Regions from separate parts of the Homo sapiens genome. Here region 1 is linked to region 2. Evidence: read pairs that join two places in POLR2A ChIA-PET (ENCODE). Cell type or tissue: HCT116. All regions are shown on one strand. Each heading gives the region's core, and the rest is flanking DNA. Links, peaks and the distances in the headings are about the cores only.

Evidence for each region. Peaks named below come from ENCODE experiments on the same cell type or tissue, not always from the same donor. Only the 100,000 strongest peaks of a DNase experiment are listed, where the experiment ranks them.
Region 1: POLR2A ChIA-PET joins it to region 2 with 6 read pairs; 2 of 35 experiments call an interaction of 5 or more read pairs at or near these places.

Annotation. Positions count from the first base shown.
Region 1 is chrX:100,989,921-101,003,177 of GRCh38, forward strand. ARL13A (ARF like GTPase 13A) reads left to right here. Exons shown (of 8, transcript NM_001162491.2): 8 at 642-911. The coding sequence ends at 668. It also overlaps a transcript of TRMT2B not described here. Among named protein-coding and RNA genes, the nearest start is that of ARL13A, 27 kb to the left of the region's middle. RefSeq lists a silencer at 1,422-1,617. In HCT116, for the core only: no CTCF peak of the experiment used is centred there; DNase peaks (open chromatin) are centred at 4,671, 5,101 and 5,731; H3K4me3 peaks cover 2,104 bases; H3K27ac peaks cover 2,472 bases.
Region 2 is chrX:101,104,392-101,112,391 of GRCh38, forward strand. CENPI (centromere protein I) reads left to right here. Exons shown (of 22, transcript NM_001386188.2): 5 at 5,082-5,200; 6 at 5,500-5,607. Among named protein-coding and RNA genes, the nearest start is that of CENPI, 10 kb to the left of the region's middle. In HCT116, for the core only: no CTCF peak of the experiment used is centred there; no DNase peak of the experiment used is centred there.

The sequences.
Region 1 (13,257 bases), core at 416-8,415, 110 kb before region 2:
GAGAGCAGAGAGTAGAGCGGAAGGAAGTGGTAGAAGAGGAAGTGTTTTTTTAGATAACTACCCCTAAATCTTTGTCCAAAATTTAAATCCATTTTCCTTTCTATAACTCCAGAACTTATGGCAAAAAAGAGAATGGATACCTGGGACACAGATAAGATGTTACTGGAAAATTCCTGTGAAGAAGCCTTTGGTTCCTATAGTTAATACTACTTAAATGAAGGGCAGAGGGGAGAGAGCAAGAGTGAGAGAAAGTACGAGGCCAGGGCAGAGGATGGGCACCTCATGGGGTGCAGTCTATACCCTGTTGGAAACTGGCCAATACCCTCCTACCATGAAATGGTCTGGGAAGGACAGGAAGCCTGGCACTTGGCTTCACTTACAATAACTGACCTTTTTCTCTTTTTACTTTCAACAGAGAAAGTAAAAGAAAGTAACAGAGAAAGTAAAGAGAAAAACAGAGGGAAACCAAAAGAAACAGTTGATATCCCTCCCTTAGCAAACAGGTTCATCTCCAGAACTATCAGGACTACCCGGTTTTTAAATTTCCATTTGATAATATTTCTACACTCCCCATACAACTCCACCTACTCTAATATCACATCCCTGAGAACCCCTGTTGTTCCTGTATATCTATATTCTAGCCATCAAATCAATCCTATACTCACTGAGAGGCTCAAGAAGAGTGAGATGGCATCCATTGAGAATGAAGACCACCTTGGTAAAAAAGAACAGAGACTTTACATCTTTGTACCGAGATGCTGCTGACAAAGCTTGTGGACAATAAGTCATGGGTGATCAACCAAAACTGAGCCTTAGAAATACAGGGTTCATTTAGAAATAAGTATTTTTTTCTTTAAGGTTCTTAGGCAGAAAAGGATTGGCAAAAATAAATAGAACTTCTTTGCTGAGAATTATGCTCTACTGAATCATTTTCAGTCATACCTCCATAAACAACTTTGTTTTAAAGCCCCAGACACTGTCTGTGAAGCCCAGAACAATTGCTTTGCTGTCCCTTCAGGAACAGCAACTGCTGCCTCTACCAACAATTTGGTTAGCTATGCAAAAAAATGTAGGCACTTGAATGCATTGATCCCTCTATCCCAAGGGTGGCAGTGGTAGTGGTAGTAGTTATTTACCATTACTACTACTATAGGTTGAGTATCCCTTATCTGAAATGCTTGGGACCAAAAGCATTTCAGATTTCAGATTTATTTTCATTTATGAATATTTGCATTATATGTACTTACTGGTTGAGCATCCCTAATCCAAAAATCTGAAACATTCCAATGAGCATGTCCTTGAGTGTCATGTCAGGACTCCAAAAGTTTCTAATTTTAGAAGATTTTGGATTTTGGATTTTCACATTAGGGATGCTCAATCTATATTACCTTCACCATGAGCAGCACAGCCACCATTTATTGAGTGCATTCTGGATGCCAGGCACAGTGCTAAGTTTTTGTTTTGTTTTGTTTTGTTTTGAGACAGAGTCTCACTGTCTCCCAGGCTGGAGTGCAGCGGCGTGATCTCGACTCACTGCAAGCTCCACCTCCTGGGTTCACGCCATTCTCCTGCCTCAGCCTCCCAAGTAGCTGGGACTACTGGCGCCCACCACCACGGCCAGCTTTTTGTATTTTTAGTAGAGACGGGGTTTCACCGTGTTAGCCAGGATGGTCTCGATCTCCTGACCTCGTGATCCGCCCGCCTCGGCCTCCCAAAGTGCTGGGATTACAGGCATGAGCCACCGCGCCCGGCCCACAGTGCTAAATTCTTTATTTCCATTATCTTATTCACAACAACCCTTGGGGGTAAGCACTATACCTGACTGCATTTCACAGATGAGGAAACTAAGGGGCAGAAAAGTCAAATTTGCCCAAGGTCCCACTGCCTACAAAAAGCAGAGCAGGATGTTCTCACTCACATGTGGGAGCTTACAAAAAAAGTGGATCTCATGAAGATAGAGAATAGACTGGCAGTTTCCAGAGGACAGGAAAGTGCGGGGCGGTGGGGGTTGGGGCGGGAGATGAAGAGAGGCTGATTAATGGATACATATATACAGTTTGACAGATTGGTAGGGTGACTATAATCATCTATTGTATACTTCAAAATAGCTTGAAGAGAATAACTCAAATGTTCTAGCATAAAGGCAAATATTAAAGGTGATGGATATCCCAATTACACTGATTTGATCTTCATAAATTAGATGATGTATTATCATACATACCCACAAAATGTGTACATATATATCAATTTAGAAATTAAATTGAATTTTAAAATTTGGGGGTGAGGAAAAAAAAAAGCAGAGCAGGGAATTCAATCCCGATCTTTCTGACTCTAGAGCTACTTAAAGCCAGAAAGAAAGAGAAAGCTTTATTTAAGAAAAAATGCTGGCCGGGTGCAGTGGCTCATGCCTAGCACCTTGGGAGGCCAAGGCAGGTGGATCACTTGAGGTCAGGAGTTCAAGACTAGCCTGGCCAATATAGTGAAACCCCATCTCTACTAAAAATACAAAAATTAGCCGGGCATGGTGGCACGAGCCTGTAACACCAGCTACTTGGGAGGCTGCGGTCGGAGAATCGCTTGAACCCCAGAGGTGGAGGTTGCAGTGAGCCGAGATTGCACCACTGCACTCCAGCCTGGGCAACAGAGTAAGATTCGGTCTCAAAAAAAAAATGTTGAAGTATATCCATGCCCGTGTCAGGAGAATTAAGTTAATATCAATAAGCACACCAATAGTGGTAGCACACATTGTTGATTCAGCACTTCCATTTTGCCAGGTGCTGGGCTAAGTGCTTTATATATATAATTACCTTTCATCTTCAAAACCCTCTGAAGTTGATTCTACCACCACCATCTTACAGAGGCAGAAAATGATGTTCAGAGAGGTTAAATAATTTTTCCCTGGGGACCCTGGGACAGGAGGTGGCAGAAATGGTTTTCAAACTAAGGTCCTACTCCATAACCCTTGCTCTACCCTATACCATCTCACCAAGCAGTATAAATGAACTAACTCATAACTGCTTCTGAGGGATAGAAACTTTGTACAGAAAGATCCCTCTTACAACCCCATCTGGAAGGTCTGACACTGTAGATGGTTGCATCATTTGCTCTTATCTTCAAGGAAACCATCCCAAGCACCTTATAGGTCTTTGATAGGATTCTGACTGAGGCACAGCTTAGAATTATGAAGCTGAAAGGAACCTTACAGAGCCTCTGGTCCAACCCCTGTTGTTATAAAAATGAGGAACTTGAGGTGCAGAGAGGTTAAGTGGCTTGCCCAAGATGGTACAGCTGATGGCTGGCAGAGCTGCTCCTAAAAATCCAGATCTCATGTGCCCAAGCCAGTGCTCTACTCTGTTCAAAAATACTGTATCCTCCCTGGGTCTTCTTTGGCCTTTCAGCCCATCTACCTTCCTCCAATTTGCCTGATAAATATCGCTGGAGAATTCTGCTGACAATCATTCTCACCTGGGGATGCAACAAATCTCTCTCCTGAATAAGAGTTTTATGAGGCAGGAGACTACGAATCAACAAACCGTAAGAAAATTGGATCATGCACATTTTATAACATGTGTGTTTATGAGGCAGGCATACTTTCTCAGCCAATAGAGAAGAGAAAGTGGATGGGAAAAAGGGATGGGATTGTACCCTATGAAGGTGAGCTGGGTGAAGAATCTAAGTTGAACAACATCTAACACAACTGAATTTCAGTATATTGGCATACTTCCTTTTGTGCAATGTAGGTGTTCCTGGGTGTCAACCAAATTTTCCTACATAGAATCTATCAATCACAAAAAGTTATTTAGATACCCTCCTCCCAATACAATCAGTGTACCCTTAGTCATGTAAAGAAAAAAAATCTCTTTTTGAGTGAATCTTAATTGTGTTGCTACAGGCTGTTAATATACTTTCCAAACCTCTTACCAAGCTGGGTGACCAGGCAATTTCCCCCAGTGAAGGCAGGAATAACAGTGCCTACCTCAAAGGCCTGCTGTAAAGTTTAAAAGGGATGATACACACAAAAATGTTTAGAATAGTGCCTGGCACACCCTAAGTAGGATATTAAATATTAGCTACTATTATGTTGATTTAGGGAAGGAGCTCGGTGAGATCATTAGAAAGCTATAGTCCCCCTTCTGGGATAGGTATCCACTTTTCTGTAGAAAACAACCCAAAGAGAGATGTCTTAGACTGTCAAGTACAAAGTGAATAGAGAATCTAGGGTAATTACAACCAACGCCTCCCATATTTTTCTCTTTCAGAATCCTAAATCTGCCAAAGAGGTTTTACAAATCTCTTTCTCAGTGGGGCAGCCCAGGGACCAAGAAATGGATAGTTTCTTGAGCCTGGAGGGCAAATTTTCTTAAAGGCAAGTGGTTGCCTTGGGGTTTCTTTTCTTTAGTTGTCAATGTCTTGGTCACTCTCCAAGATGTTTAGAATGTAGCTCCCGTCAGAGGCACTTGCAGCTTATGAATGACCCTGGCCTATCATTCACTCATATGGCTCTGGGTATGTTTCTATCTTATCTTTCAGGGACAGACCTGGGCTTTCTGACTAGAGAATTCACTATGAATAGGTAGAGAGGTCCTTCTGCTCTGAATGGTTTTCAATTCCTGCACTCCAGTCCTCACTTGTCATTCATGTGTTAGGTCTACCTGCCAGTAGCACTCTGTCAGCAGGGTTGTTAAGCAATCTATGACCTCTGTAGGAAATGAGTCATATAGTTAGCACGCAGCAAAGGTTAAGAAAGAACAGTGATAATTCAGGGTTGGAGCATGGAAACCAGTAGTAGCTAAACTAGTTATAAATCCCCCAGAGATTCAAGTGTTGGGTGTTTGGGCCATACCAGTTGTGTTTTTATTTTTGTTTTAGTGGCAGGGTCTTGCTCTATCACCCAGATTGTAGCGCAGTGCCACAGTCATAGCTTGCTGCAACCTCGAACTCCTGGGCTTAAGCAATCCTCCCACCTTGGCATCCCAAAGTGCTGAGACTACAGGTGTGAGCCACTGTGCCCAGCCCCAGTTGTGTTTTGAATATTGTTCTTTCCTCTCAATAACATCTTCAAATCACTTATTTTCAAGGCAGTTGCTACTGGCAAGATGTAATAAGTGCACTCAACACAACATCACTCTTCTCAGGAGAATCCTGCCAACTAGTATTCTTAACCATAAGATGGCTATGACTGACTTAAGGGTCAAGCCTGGACTCACTGCTTTGTTACTCAACCCTGTAAACCCTTTATTGGAAGACCAAAACTTAAATTTCTGACATGAAAGTGTATAGAGAATGAGAACTGTCACCCAACTTTCCAATACTGAAACCATCCCCTCATCCCGCTGTATTTTTATAGCTGCAACTAAAAGAACTATAGCCATGGCACCCCTGATCTGTACCTTATTCCTTCAGCTGTAATAAAATGTTCTCCCACTCCCCTTGCCTTTTTTCTCATGTCAAGCTCTGGAGGAAACAATTGTTATCCCAGGAAGGAGAAGGTGGCAGATGCTTTCTGCTATTGGCACATAGATAATATCAGCTCAGGGGGAATGTACTTCCACCCCTGTGCCCAGTAAGTGCCAGGATCTGGTCCAGGGAGGCTGAGGTGGCTCTGCTGTTGGGTGGTGGGAGAGCAATGTTAACAAAGCACTCAGGCTGTGCTGTGCACTGATGACTCAGGAATCCCACGCGATCCCACGCTCATGCTAGTCGCCACATCCAGGAACTAAAATAGACCTCTGGTGCTATGAGACAGCAGGCCTTTAGATCTGCTCAGAAAAATAAGCCCGGTCCTAACAACTGGCATGCTATTCAATACAATGGAATGTTACACAGCCATTAAAGATGGCAATTATGTGCACTGTGTGGGTGGAAACCAGAATGTGAAATAATGTTAAGTGAAAACAGCAGAATAGGAAAGAGCAGATATACATGCTGATCCTAACTATGTAAAGCATACATATAAGAGCACTTCTCTAAAGAACTTAAAAGAATGAAGAGTTCCACAGTTCTTTTACATTCCACACCCCCTACTCCAACACATTCTTAATATACATTTTTTTTTTTTTAGAAAATTGTCATGCTGATTACACTAGGTTACAAAGACACCTGTCTTTTAGCTAACACAGGAGTTAACTCCACTGATAATGTGGTTCAGGGACTAAAGGAGAACTGAATACTAAGGGGGCTGGTGCCCCATCATTTGGAGCAACGTGGATGGAACTAGAGGTCATTATGTTAAATGAAATAAGCCAGGCACACAAAGACAAATATCGTATGTTCTCACTCATATTTGGGTGCTAACAAAGTTATCTCATGGAGGTAGAGAATAGAATGATAGATACCAGAGGCTGGGAAGGGTGGAGCGGGGAGCGGAGAAAGAGATGTCGGTTAATGAATACAAACATACAGTTATAATAGAAGGAATAAGTTCTAATGTCCAATAGCACAGTAGGGTGACTATAGTTAACAATCATTTATTGTATATTTCAAAACAGCTAGAAGAGTTTAAACATTCCCAACAAAGAAAAAATGTTTGAGGCAACAAATATCTCAATTACCCTGATCTGATCATTACACATTGTATGCATATATCGAAACATCACATGAAAAAATATGTGCAACTATTATGTATCAACAAAAATGGCCTGGATCGTTCCTCTTCCTCCCCTCGCCCCCTTATGTTCAGGGAACTTGCTCAAACACAATTACCATTTCAGGTTTGGCACTACAGTGAGAAATTCCTTCCTAACTCCAAGCCGACCAAATAAGTCTAAGATGGGAGATTAAGAAAATTTACATTTCCAGCCTGGGCAACATAGCGAGACCTCATCTCTACTAACGATCAAAAATTAGCCAGGCATGTTGGCACATGCCTGTAGTCCCAGCTACTCAGGAGGCTGAAAAAAAAGGGTCACTTGAGCCCAGGAGACTGAGGTTGCAGTGAGCTATAATCACAGCACTGTACCCAGCCTGGGCAACAGAGTGAGACGCTACTCAAAAAACAAAAAACCAAAAAATAACTTATATTGAACCTCTTTTAGTTGGGCCACTGTGTTTTGAACTAGCCTTGCTTATATGGAAAGAAAGGAACTAGATTTTTTTTTTGATAGGCTTCTATAAGTTCCATATTTGTAAAAGAATTGTTGCACACTACCCCTCTTGTCACCTTGTCAGGGTTGGTACTTACAGTCAGTCAAACATCTAGCACATATCTGGGTATCTGAGTGAGTAAAATTCTCTCCCTCGAGATGTGGCCTTAACACCTTTCCAGACCTGGTTTTTCTAGAATTAGCTTTCAATCAGTATATTTAGTTTTCCAAAGACTATAGTTAGTTTCTTTTAACTTTGCATTTTGAAATAATTTTAGATTTACTCAAGAGTTGTAACTGTAGTTCAGAAAGTTCATGTATACCCTTCACCTAGCTTCCCCTAACGGTAGCATCTCATCTTCTGGTACACTGATCAAAACTATCACATTAACATTATCATCATACTAGTTACTAGACAACAGACTTTATTTAGACTTCGGTGTTTTCACTAATGTCCTTTTTGTTGTTGTTGTTCAAGATTTAATTCAGGATCCCATACAACATTTATAGATTGGTTAGTTTACAAAAAAAATCCTACAAACAGGTTTCCTCTTAAGGAGTTGAAAGGGTAAGCTAGTAGGTGTTCTAAGCAAGTTATGATCCTGAGCCACTCTACCCAGAAGGGAACTCCATCACTTCTGTACCAAAGCCCTTAATCCAAGACGCCTCATCACAGTTATTTTCAGAAAACATGTCTTACATTAGCACTTCTCGCAGTAGTACAAAATGATTTGACAAGTAGGTTATTTTTAGCAACCAACATTATGAAGGTGACAAAATGAGAGAAATAGCCTTCCTTGTCTGCTTTCTATGCTTCATTTTTCTTCAAACCGTATATAAATTTTTACTAAAAGCTGTAATATTTGACTAAAACATAAATGCTGAGAAACACCCACACCAACAGGGAAGGGACTCTGCGATGTGTTTGGTTTGACTTGCCTAAAATTAATTATTGAAAACACAGAAAATTGGCCTGGTGCAGTGGCTCACGCCTGTAATCCCAGCACTTTGGGAAGCTGAAGTGGGCGGATCACTTGAGGTCAGGCGTTTGAGACCAGCCTGGCCAACATGGTGAAATCCCATCCCATCTCTACTAAAAATACAAAAATTAGCCGGGCGTGGTGGTACATGCCTGTAATCCCAGCTACTCAGGAGGCTGAGGCAGGAGAATCACTTGAACCCGGGAGGCAGAGGTTGCAGTGAGCCAGGATCATGCCACTGCACTCCAGCCTGGGTGACAGAGTGAGACTCCATCTCAAAAAAAAAAAAAAAAAGAAGAAAACTTACAGGAAACAAATTATTTTTGCCAGTTAATCTCAATAATGGGAAGGGAAAGCAGGCTATGACATTCATTTATTTGTCAACAAATAATCGGATGATTAAGAATGACACCCATTACAAAATTAGCCAGGCGTGGTGGCGCATGCCTGTAATCCCAGCTACTCGGGAGACTGAGGCAGAAGAATCACCTGAACCCAGGAGGTGGAAGTTGCAGTGAGCCAAGATGGTGCCACCACACTCCAGCCTGGGCGACAGAGCGAGATTCTGTCGCAAAAAAAAAAAAAAAAAAACGACACCCATTTCATGCATGCTATGTGCCAAGCAATTTGCAAAGTGTTTTATATATACACAGATTGTTTCACTAATTGGTCACAGCAATCTCCATGAGATAAGTGCTATTATTATCCTTATTTTACATGGAGATGGGTGGTAAAAAGAGCATTGGAGAGGTCAAGTAACTTGTCCTAGATCACAGAGCATGTAAGTGATAGAGTCAGGATTTAGGCCAGGTCAGCCTGACTCCAAAACTGCTCTGCTTGGCCAGTATGCTATATCGCCTATCTAAGCACCTGCCATATTTCAGACACTGTGCTAGGTGTTACATATACAACAGTGACCAAGATATAGCTCTTGTCCTCTTAAACCTTACAGTCTAGTTGGAGGAGACAGACTACTAAACAGTTTAGTATAGCCCTCTCTGATATTCCTTGGCTTGGTTACGTATAAAGGTAATCAGTAAAGGCAAATGGTAAATACCAATATCCTGAAATATTTCAATTCCTTTTGTAGATCCTCAGAGCAAAGGCCTCTCCCCTCCATGTATCATGAATGTCCCTAACAGTCACAAATGGACTTGAGGATATTTACATGTTCCTCCATTGTGTGGCTCTGGGCCACATGTGGGCACTGCCACCCTGCTTAGTCTCCTTTGAAGAGAGACAATGAGAAACAATGTGGAAATACATGTATTAATGAAATAGAATCACCTGATGGAAAATTGTTAAGTGTCAGACATAATAGCTGTATTTCATTTCAATTGTCCTTTTGCACTAACATTAATTGGCAAGTACTAAGGGAGCTTCATGACTGCACTTTATGGGCATGCCATTTTGAAATATATTCCTTAGGAAAGTGACAATGATGCCCCTGTAAGCTATAAATTTCCAATGTGATTTTGAAGATAAAGGGTTGGAAGACTTACATCTCAACAAATGACAATCATCTTCTCCCTTCCAGCCCAAAAACAATCAAAGGGCATTATCTAATACCATAATACTGTACTTCTCAATGCTGGCTGCATATGGGAATCACCGGGGAAATTTTAATATTACCAACGCCTGTGTCCCACCTCCAGTGATTGTGATGACTCAGCTGGTCTGGACATGGTCTGCACTTGGAAGTTTGGAAAGATCCCTGGGAGATTTTAATATACATACAAGTTTGGGAACCACAGCCCTTATCAGAGGATCATAACCCTGACTGACTGCAAATTAGAATCACCTTGGGGATCTTTTAAAAATTCAGATGTTTGGGCCACACCCCAGACCAATTAAATCAGAATCTCTGGAGGATCAAATCCCAGGAACTAGGAAGTTTTGTAAAAAGATCCCTCAGGTGATTCCAATGATGTGCAGCCAAGGCTGGAAACCACCATAGTAGGTGAAACTCCAAATCTGAAAAGGCAATGACAAAATTTGCACTCATTGGTTCAGCAACTCTAAGATGAGCCTAATGAGAAGAAGCCTGTTCTAGAAGAGGAGTGGGAATCAGGCTGAGGATAACTGTTCTACTTTAATATTAAAATGAGTTCACTTTTCTCTCACATGTATGAGAGTTAATTTTTTTTTTTTTTTTGAGATGAAGTTTTGCTCTTGTTGCCCAGCCTGGAGTGCAATAGCGCAATCTCCACTCACTGCAACCTCCACCTCCTGGGTTCAAGTGATTCTCCTGCCTGAGCCTCCTGAGTAGCTAGGACTACAGGCGCCCACCACCGTGCCCAGCTAATTTTTTGTATTTTTAGTAGAGATGGGGTTTCACCATGTTGGCCAGGCTGGTCTGGAACTTCTGACCTCAGGTGATCCACCTGCCTTGGCCTCCCAAAGTGCTGGGATTATAGGCGCGAGCCACCGCACCCGGCCTGAGAGCTAATTTTATTAACTTAGGCTAGGAATTATAATCTTTCGCTAGAATTACTAGTAGCTGATGATACCTTAGCCCTACTTTCTACCACACCCCCCAAAATAATGGCAGAAGGAATGAGAAAGGAAGTGCTTTAAAGAAATAAAAACCTTTGCAAAGGACTGCAAACCAGTGCTCAGAACACCTGGGTAAGTCTAGAAGAGTAGCAAGCAGAAAGACAAGCTATCTGGCCTATGTATTACCCAACTACTGTAGTTACGTTTTATCTGCAACCTGGTGTGCACTTTTACTCATCACACCAAACACCAGGCTTAGAGACCAAAAATCCAACGTGATTCTCATCCTTGGCTACACAACAGTCATCTGGAGAGCTTTTAAAATAATGATGATAGGGCTACACCCAAAATGAATTAAATCAGAATGTGAAGTGATGACACTCAGGAACTTGTTTTTGACGGTCTCCAGGTGATGTGCAACCAAGGCTGAGAATAGTTGCTCTGAACCAGTGGTTCCTAAATTTGAATGCACACCAGAATCACCTGAAAGACATGTTAAATTAGATTGCCCTAGCCCCAGTGTTTCTGATTCAGTTGAGGGAGAGCCCAAATGTGTGCATTTCTAACAAGTTTCCAGGTGATGCCAAAGCTGCTGGTCCAGGGATCACACTTTGACAGGTAAATCTTGACTACTGGTTCACAACCTTGACTGCATACTAGAATCACCGGGCAGGGTGGACAGTAATTTTAAAAAGACTGATGACTAAGACCCTCCCCAAACCAATTAAATTGGAATGTCTGGGGCCCAGGCATCAATATTTTTTATATATTTTTTGAGACTGGGCCACACGCTGTTACCTAGGCTGGAGTGCAGTGGTACAATCATGGCTCACTGGAGCCTCGACCTCCCAGGCCCAAGTAATCCTCCCGCCTCATCCTCCTCAGTAGCTGGGACTACAGGCACACACCACCATGCCTGGAAAATTTTTTTGTGTGTGTGGAGATGGAGGTCTCGCTATGTTGACCAGGCTGGTCTCAAACTCCTGGATGCAAACAGTCCTCCCACCTCAGCCTCCCAATGTGCTGGGATTACAGGCGTGAGTCACTGCACCCAGCCCGGATCTTGGTTTCTAAACACCATTCTACACTGAAAGGAACCAGGGTTCATTGGAAATGGCTGGTTCCAGGACTAGGGCAAGGAAAATGTAAAGTGACCCTGGGAATCTTGTGCCAGAATCTAAGGAAGTACTCAAATACTAATGGAGGCATGTTAAGTGACATGAGAGCCAGCTGAAGGGACTCCCACTGGTCAAACTGTAGAAAATTTGAGCATCAAAAGGAAAATAATTGAACTGAGCTTAAAACACGGAATTCAAATAAGCAAATCACCGAATCAAGTGATATTCAAAAAAAAAAAAAAAAAAAAGCAGGGGGAAACAACTTTGCCACTATTGTGCCAGACCACTGTCAACTCCAATTTGGACAGAACCAGATTCAAGAGGCCAAAGAACAGATCCAGAGACAGCAAACAAGACATGGTGTTTTTTTGTTTGTTTGCTTTTTTGTTTTTAACTGGGGTCTTACATTCAAGGGAGACTCCAGTGGTGATGGGCTGGACGGAACTGCAACCACTTGCAAATGCATGGGGTTTATATAGCATTTTCACCTAACACCCTCCCCCTAACAACCTGCAGCTGGCAACCTTCATTTAAACCAAAACAAAGGGCCTCAATTCCCCGTATGGCCTGCATTTCACGGGACAGGCCAGGAGCTCAGATGTTCCCCATAGATCAGAAATGGATCTCTGGGTTCCTGAGCTGGAAACTCCCTATCGCATTCAGGTGCATCTGCCATACGGGGCCATTCTCAGGCTATTGCTATCTTCAGTTATTGCTATCAGGTGCATTTACCATACAGTCACCATAGTAATTATTAGGAAGCAATTATTATACTAACTTCTTGCTCTAAAAATTGGTATTAAAAGGGAAAGACTTAGGTCTTTACCTGGCTTTTTTGGAGGAACTCTAGTTCATACCCTCTAGAAAGGGAAAAGCTCATTTTTATAAAAGAGTGACAGCTGGCTGGGTACAGTGGCTCACGCCTGTAATCCCAGCACTTTGGGAGGCCGAGGTGGGTGGATAACCTATGGTCAGGAGTTCGAAACCAGCCTGGCCAACATGGTGAAATCCCATCTCTACTAAAAATACAAAATTAGCTGGGCCTGGTGGCAGGTGCATGTAATCTCAGCTACTTGGGAGGCTGAGGCAGGAGAACTGCTTGAACCCGAGAGGCAGAGGTTGCAGTAAGCCGAGATCGCACCATTGCACTCCAGCCTGGGAAACAAGAGCAAAACTCTGTCTCAAAAAAAAAAAAAAAAAGTGACAGCTAATAAACACAGACCGATTGACAGAATTAGGAAATCATGGCTTTTCAATCCCCAATTAAATTATTAATTTACCATCAGTGGGTACACGAAAATAAAAAAGTTAGAAAGCAATCATTTGTTTTTGAGACAGGGTCTTGCTCTGCCACCCAGGCTGGAGTTCAGTGACACAATCTGGTCATGGCTTACTGCAGCCTCTACCTCTCAGGCTCAAGCTAATCTCCTACCCCAGACCCCCAAGTAGTTGAAAATAGAAGTGCGTGCCACCATGCCAAGCTTTTTTTTTTTTTTTTGGTAGAGACATGGTCTCACCATATTCCCCAGGGCTGTTCTCAAACTCCTGTACTCAAGAAATCCTCCAGCTTCAGCCTCCCAA
Region 2 (8,000 bases), core at 1-8,000:
CTTTTAAGTTTTTCTCATTTAAATTCAGACTTGGAAGATATTTTAGACTCTAAACACTCTCATTTAAAGGTGAGGAAAAAGAGGCTCAGAGTAGTTAAAGAGACTTGCTTAAAGATGTCCAAACTCCCATTCTAGTGCTTATACTGTACCACATTGCTGCTTTTTTTCCTACTTAAAAAAAAGTTAAGGCTGGGTATAGTGGCTCATGCCTATAATCCCAGCACTTTGAGGGGCCAAGGCAGGATGATTGCTTGAAGCCAGATTTGAGACCAGCCTGGGCAACAAAGCGAAACCTTGTCTACAAAATGTTAAAAAAAAATTAGCTAGGTGCAGTGGCATGTGCCTGTAGTCCCAGCTACTTGGGAGTCTGAGGCAAGAGAATCACTTGAGCCCAGGAGTTTGAGCTATGATGGTGCCACTGTACTCCAGTGTGGGCCACAGAGCAAGACCCTGTCTCTGGGAAAAAAAAAAAAAAAGAAAAATTAAGACAGCTCTCAAAACCAAATGCTTTATATACTAAGTATTTCCTGGCTGTTGCATGTTAGATTCCTTTGTTTATACCCTAGCAGCATACTTGCAGGGGTGTGTGTGTATTTATTTTAAAGTAACAACACATTACTAACCGAATTCAACATATGACTGTCAAGTATTTTATTTCTCTATTTTTATCTGATTAGTTCTCTGTTTCCCTAGAAAGTTAAATTAGACCTAATAAAATTGGCTTTTTTCTTGTAGATGGTTTTAGATTATTTGGTTCTAATATCTTTCCAGGAATCCATGTTTAACTGAACAATGTCTGTCAAGATCAATTCTCCCACTCCCATCTCACCTTAAAACATATATGGAGTAGGGGCCGGGTGCAGTGGCTCACGCCTGTAACCCCAACACTTTGGGAGGCCGAGGTGGGCGGATCACGAGATCAGGAGATCGAGACCATCCTGGCTAACATGGTGAAACCCCGTCTCTCCTAAAAATACAAAAAATTAGCCGGGCGTGGTGTCGGGCGCCTGTAGTCGCAGCTACTTGGGAGGCTGAGGCAGGAGAATGGCGTGAACCCAGGAGGCGGAGCTTGCAGTGAGCCGAGGTCATGCCACTGCACTCAAGCCTGGGTGAAGAGCGAGACTCCATCTCAAAAAAACAAAACAAAAAAACAACATGTATGGAGTATACAGATGTTTTCTATTTTAGAAATTTTTTTTTCGTGACAGAGTCTCGCTGTGTTGTCCAGACTGCAGTGCAGTGGTATGATCATGGTTCACTGCAGCCTTGACCTTCTGGACTCAAGCAATCCTCCCATCTCAGACTCCCAAGTAGATGGGACTACAGGTGCGTGCCACTGCACCCAGCCTCCTTTTGATATCTCAGAAATTAATGATTAGGTTATCTTGATGTCTGCTAGGACTTGAGGTGTCTCAAAATGCATGCCTCAGACTCGGGAAACTTTTATATAGCAAGTTAAAAAATAATCTCTGGCTTTCTATTGTTACTTTTCATTTTTTTTTTCTGTTAAGCTGGAATTTGCTGAGGTCAAATGTGGCCTCCTTAATTCCTTTTCTCCCTTTTATTATAGTTATTTCTGTGATGTCCCCATCCCTACTAGATCTTTACATGCAGCTCTTTTGGTAAGTTGAGATGCATATTTAGAGGCAGGTATGGTAGAAATGTCATCATAATTAGGTACAAAGGGACTTTAGACTCTTTAAAAATTAAGTCACTTGGAAGTAAAAATAGAATTAATATTGAATTCTCCCTTTGAATTTGGTGCACATGTAATGTGTTGGTGGTGAGACTATTTTAAATTTCGAAGAGTTAGTGGATGGGAGTGAGAAAGAAAACAAGAAAAACAAGAAACCACAAGAGTGGAAAGCAGAGATTTTTATTTTTGTGATTCATTACCTATCATCACTGCTTCCTTTCTTCTCCACAGAATGATAGTGTAGAAAGTGATGAGATATATTCTAATTCTTGAAGCCTTAATTAACAGAAATTGAGATAGGATATATTCAAAGCCAGTCTCTATGACATCTTTTTTTTTTTTTTTTGAGATGGAGTTTTGCTCTTGTCACCCAGGCTGGAGTGCAATGGTGTGATCTCAGCTAACTGCAACCTCCGCCTCCCGGGTTCAAGCGATTCTCCTGCCTCAGCCTCCTGAGTAGCTGGGATTACAGGTGCCCGCCACCATGCCCAGCTAAGTTTTGTATTTTTAGTAGAGATGGGGTTTCACCACGTTGGCCAGGCTGGTCTCGAACTCCTGACCTCAGGTGATCTCTGTGACATCATTTCTATTACCAGATGGGAGAACACCATAGAGGCCTGAGATCAAGTGGAAAGATTGGACTAGTGTAGAATGGTATTACTGCCAGCCAATTCCAAGAATATCTTGTTCTAGGCCAGTCACAGTGGCTCATGCCTGTAATCCCAGCACTTTGGGAGGCCAAGGTGGGCAGATCCCTTGAGCCCAGGATGTGAGACCAGCCTGGGCAACATAGTGAGACCTTGTCTTTGCTAAAAATAAAAAACTTAACCAGGTATGGTGGCACGTGCCTGTAGTCCCAGCTACTCTGGAGGCTGAGGTGGGAGGATTGCTTGAGCCCAGGAATTTGAGGTTGTTATGAGCTATGATTGCACCACTGCACTCCAGCCTGGGTGACAGAGTCAGACCCTGTCTCAAAAAAAAAAAAAAAAAAAAAGAATATCTGTTCTCTTCTGCTACTCTCCCCACTTTTTTGGGGTGAGTGGATGGTACAAATATATATATTTTTAATTTTATATTTATGTTTTTATTTCTGGTTCACATTCTCTCATGAACAAATACATTCTTAAATGTAACACCTCATGCAAAGTGTCCGTCAGTAGCTTTAAATAAATCAGTCTATTAGGCCATTAAAAAAAAATCTTTGAAATTTCCCTGTGATTGAAAGCTTTTTTGGAGGTATAATTTACATACCATAAAATTCATTTTTTTTCTTTTCTTTTTTTTGTGAGATGGAGTTTCACTCTTATTGCCCAGGCTGGAGTGCAATGGTGTGATCTTGGCTCACTGCAGCCTCTGCCTCCTGGGTTCAAGCGATTCTCCTGCCTCAGCCTCCCGAGTAGCTGGGATTACAGGCTCCCACCACCACACCCAGCTAATTTTTGTATTTTTAGTAGAGATGGGGTTTCACCATGTTGGCCATGCTGGTCTTGAACTCCTGACCTCAGATGATCTGCCTGCTTCGGCCTTCCAAAATGCTGGGATTACAGTTGTGAGCCACCGTGCCCTCATAAAATTCATTGTTTTATTTTTTTATTTTTGAGATGGAGTTTCACTCTTGTAGCCCAGGGTGCAGTGCAATGGCATGATCTTGGCTCACTGCAACCTCTGCCTCCCGGGTTCCAGTGATTCTCCTGCCTCAGCCTCCCGAGTGGCTGGGATTACAGGCGCCTACCACAACACTTGGCTAATTTTTTTTTTTTTTTTTTTGAGACGGAGTTTTGCTCTTGTCACCTGGGCTGGATTACAGGCGTGAGCCACCACACCTGGCCTAATTTTGTATTTTTTTTATTAGAGATGGGGTTTCATCACCTTGGCCAGGCTGGTCTTGAACTCCTGACCTCAGGTGATCTGCCTGCCTCAGCCTCCCAAAGTGCTAGAATTACAGGCGTGAGCTACTGTGCCCGGCAAAATTCATTGTTTTAAAAATTCAGCATTTTTGTTTTTGGAGACAAAGTCTCACTCTGTCACCCAGGCTGGAGTCTAGTGGTGTGATCTCAGTTCACTGCAACCTCCACCTTCCAGGCTCAAGCGATCCTCCCACGTCAGCCTCCCAAGTAACTGGGACTATAGGCATGTGCTACCACATCTGGCTAATTTTTATATTTTTTGTAGAGATTGGGGTCTCACTATATTGCCTAGGCTAATCTCAAACTCCTAGGCTCAAGCAGTCCTCCGGCCTCAGCCTCCCAGGAGGCACCACCATGCCCAGCTAATCTTTTTTTTTTTCCCATAGAGACGGGGTCCTGCTATGTTGCCCAGGCTGGTCTCAAACTCCTGGGCTCAAGTGATCCATCTGCTTCAGCATCCCAAAGTGCTTAGATTATAGGCATGTGTCACCACGCTCGGCCCCAAATTCAGCATTTTTTTAAAGCATAGTCACAGAGTTGTGTAATCATCACCACTATCTAATTCTTGAACATTTTCATCACCCCAAGAAGAAACCCTGTACTCATTTATATTTTTTAAATAGAAATATTTGGACCAAATAATTTGCCTTATAGTTTTTTTTTTTTTTGAGAGAGGGTCTCACTCTGTCACCCAGGCTGGAGTGCAGTGGCACGATCACAGCTCACTGCAGCCTCAACCTCCCTGGGCTCAGGTGTTTCCCCCACATCAGCCTCCCGAGTTGCTGTGACTACAGGCTTGCCCCACCACCCTTGGCTAATTTTTGTATTTTTAGTAGATAACGGGGTTTTGTCATGTTGCCCAGGCTAGTCTTGACCTCCTGGGCTCAAGTGATCCGCTTGCCTCGGCCTCCCAAAGTGTTAGGATTATAGGCATGAGCCACTGTGCCTAACTATTGCCTTATTGTATATTAGTAGTTAAAGGTACATTTTTGTTTTGAACAATTTATTAATAATGATAAGAGATACTGAATTTTACATACTGTTGGTTTTTATTGCCTTCAATATAACGTGAGGTGTGGTGTTTTTTTTTTTTTTTTTTTTTTTGAGATGGAGTTTTGGTCTTGTTGTCCAGGCTGGAGTGCATGGCGTGATCTTGGCTCACCGCAACCTCTGCCTCCTGGGTTCAAGCGATTCTCCTGCCTCAGCCTCCCGAGTAGCTGGGATTACAGGCATGCTCCACCACGCCCAGCTAATTTTTATATTTTTAGTAGAGATAGGGTTTCTCCATGTTGGTCGGGCTGGTCTTGAACTCCCAACTTCAGGTGATCTGCCCACCATGGCCTCCCAAAGTGCTGGGATTACAGGCATGAGCTGCCGCGCCCAGCCTAATGTGAGATTTTTAGATCCAAGAGTGAATAATAGTAAAAGAACAATCGAGACACTAAAATGTAGTTTAATTTAGCTTGTCTCCTTTCCAGGAAATGCTGTAAACACACGGATATTGAAGTGCATGATCCCAGCAACAGTAATATCAGAAGATTCTGTGGTTAAGGCAGTCTCCTGGCTTTGTGTTGGCAAGTGTTCTGGTAGCACCAAGGTAATCTTTTTAAACACTTTGATGATAAGTCCTTCAGAACCACTTAAGGGCTGGCAAGGAAGAGCCACTTATGAAGTAATGGCATTGGCCTTTTGTGCAAAGCCTGTAGTTTTGGAACAATATATCTTGATGCAAGGACTATGTTCAAACAGAAATTTTTACTGAGAAATAAAATCTATTATTCTACTTTGTGCCTGAAGCTTCTAAAATAGCCCTGGTGGCGGGGGACGGGGGGCGGAATTAAACTCTTCTGTACCAGTTATATTTCTTTAAAGATAAGTATTTTGTCTCTTCAATAGGTACTTTTTTATCGTTGGCTGGTTGCAATGTTTGACTTCATTGATCGTAAGGAGCAAATTAACTTGCTCTATGGCTTCTTTTTTGCTTCATTGCAAGATGATGCACTGGTAAGTAAAAATTGGACAGCATTAGGCATCAATCAAATAGTACATGTGTGTATATTGATGCACCATATATGCTTCAGTGTGCTACACAATATGTTTTTCCTTATTTTAAAAATATATCAAACATATAGAAATGTACCAAGATAACGTAGACATATCAAATATACAGAAAAGGGCAAATAATAACATTCTATTTTGCACCTGTCTCTCAGATTAACAAATAGAAAATTTTTATCGTATTTACTTTATGTCTTCTTTTAAGGAAATAAAAATGTTACAGATAAAGTTGATTCCACGTTGGAGTCTTGTTTGCTGATCTGGAGCACTCATTGCCATCTTTTCCCTTTTAAACCACTTCAACAGAGTCCTTTGAGTCATTTACTCTACATTTTCTTGATTAACACTGCAAAAGCCTCATCAGAATTAATGAGAAGGAGAGGATTACTTTTCATGAGTGCCAATGGAGTGATTTTGATTAAATAGCATAATTATTTCTCTTAAAAACATTAATAACTTTAAGAAATCAATCTACTGTCCACCTGGAAGACTTTCAAGGACCATCAGTAGTTCACAGACCATGTGAATCACTCATCTAACTGTATTGCTCTTGCCTTTGGGAAGGGAATTCATTTATTGATTTTATTTTTTAAAAATGATGTTTCCAGTGTGTTCATTGCATTGTCCTAGCCACTGTAGAAGATTCAAAGTTTAGCATAGGGTTTCTATATTCCACGAACTTGAAATCTCATTGGGGAATTAAGGAAATCACATAAATTATCAAAAACAGTATATGATAGTTTGAGGATAATAATTGCTGTAATATTTCCAGGAAGGAAGAAAGCACTGTAAATCAAAATGATTAGTTAAAACACCATAAAGTATGTGGGTGTTGAGCTGGGCCTTACAGGTTGAATAGGATTTGGGATTTGATGACAGAAAGTGATACTTGATATGATGGGAATATTTCAAGCAAAGTTGTGAGGTGTGTAAATTGTGTTTTAGGAGACCTTAAATAGACCAGCCTGACCTAATTAGAGGTGGTGTTAGGTGGTAAGCCTGAAAAAGTTGGGTGAGGACAGATTGTAGAGGTCTTCCAATGTGATGCTAAGGAATTGGAACTTTATTCAGTGGGGAAATCACTGAAAATTTTTGGCTAGAATATGTTGAAAGCAGCTTTGTAGGAAGCTATATCTAGTAGTTCCCAACAATGTGAATTAAGAGAGAGGCTGAAGGCAGGAATACTAGTTAGGAAGCTGACATGATAATCTAGGTATAACATGATGTCCTAGACAAGAAATTCTCAAATATGGTCTGTGGACCCCCTGGGGCTTCCTGAGACCCTTTCAGGAAGTCCAAGAGGTCAAAATTATTTTCATAATAATACCAAGGTATTATTTGCCATTTTCACTTTGTTCACCTTAGCGTTGATGGTGCTAAAGCAATGGTGGGTAAAACTGCTGGCCATTTAACAGGAATCAAGGCAGTGGCACCAAACTATACTAGCATATTCTTCATTATGTTCTTCATTGTGGTAAAAAAAAAAATGCTAATTTCACTTAATGTCAAATGAAGCAGTAAAAATTAACTCATTAGTTTTATTAAATCTCTACATCTTTAATATTCTGTATGATGAAATGGCAAGTACAAACAAAGTCCTCCTGCATGCTAAAGTACAGTGGTTATTCTGAGGAAAAGCATTTGTGTGATTGAGTTGCGAGCCAAACTAGCTCCATTTTTATTTGAAAGAATGACTGATGGCCAAGCGCGGTGGCTCACACCTGTAATCCCAGCATTTTGGGAGGCCGAGGCAGGTGGATCACAAGGTCAAGAGATTGAGACCATCCTGGCCAACATGGTGAAACCCCGTCTCTGCTAAAAATACAAAAATTAGCTGGGCATGGTGGCACATGCCTGTAGTCCCAGCTACTCGGGAGGCTGAGGCAGGAGAATCACTTGAACCCAGTAGGCAGAGGTTGCAGTGAGCCAAGATTGTGCCACTGCACTCCGGCCTGGCGACAGAGTGAGACTCTGTCTCAAAAAAAAAGAATGACTGACGTACGAACCGTAGTTATACAGACTTGGGTACTTGGAAGATGTTTTCTTGAAAATGAACAAAACAGTCCTGTTATTTCAAAGAAAACAACTGGCCGTATCTGTTGCCAGTGATAGAATTTGAGCATTCAAGTGAAAAATCAAAGTTTGGAAAATTTGTATCTGCCACTATGAACCTGACAGCTTTTAGATACCTGAAAGACTTTTCTAATAATTGGTGATGGTATTAATGTTGTGATTTTTAGTTATCATATAATGAAATGTGTCAGCATTTGGAAGCTCAGTATAACTCAGTGAGCCAATATTTTCCAGATGAACAAGTACGATGTTCTAAATTCATACAT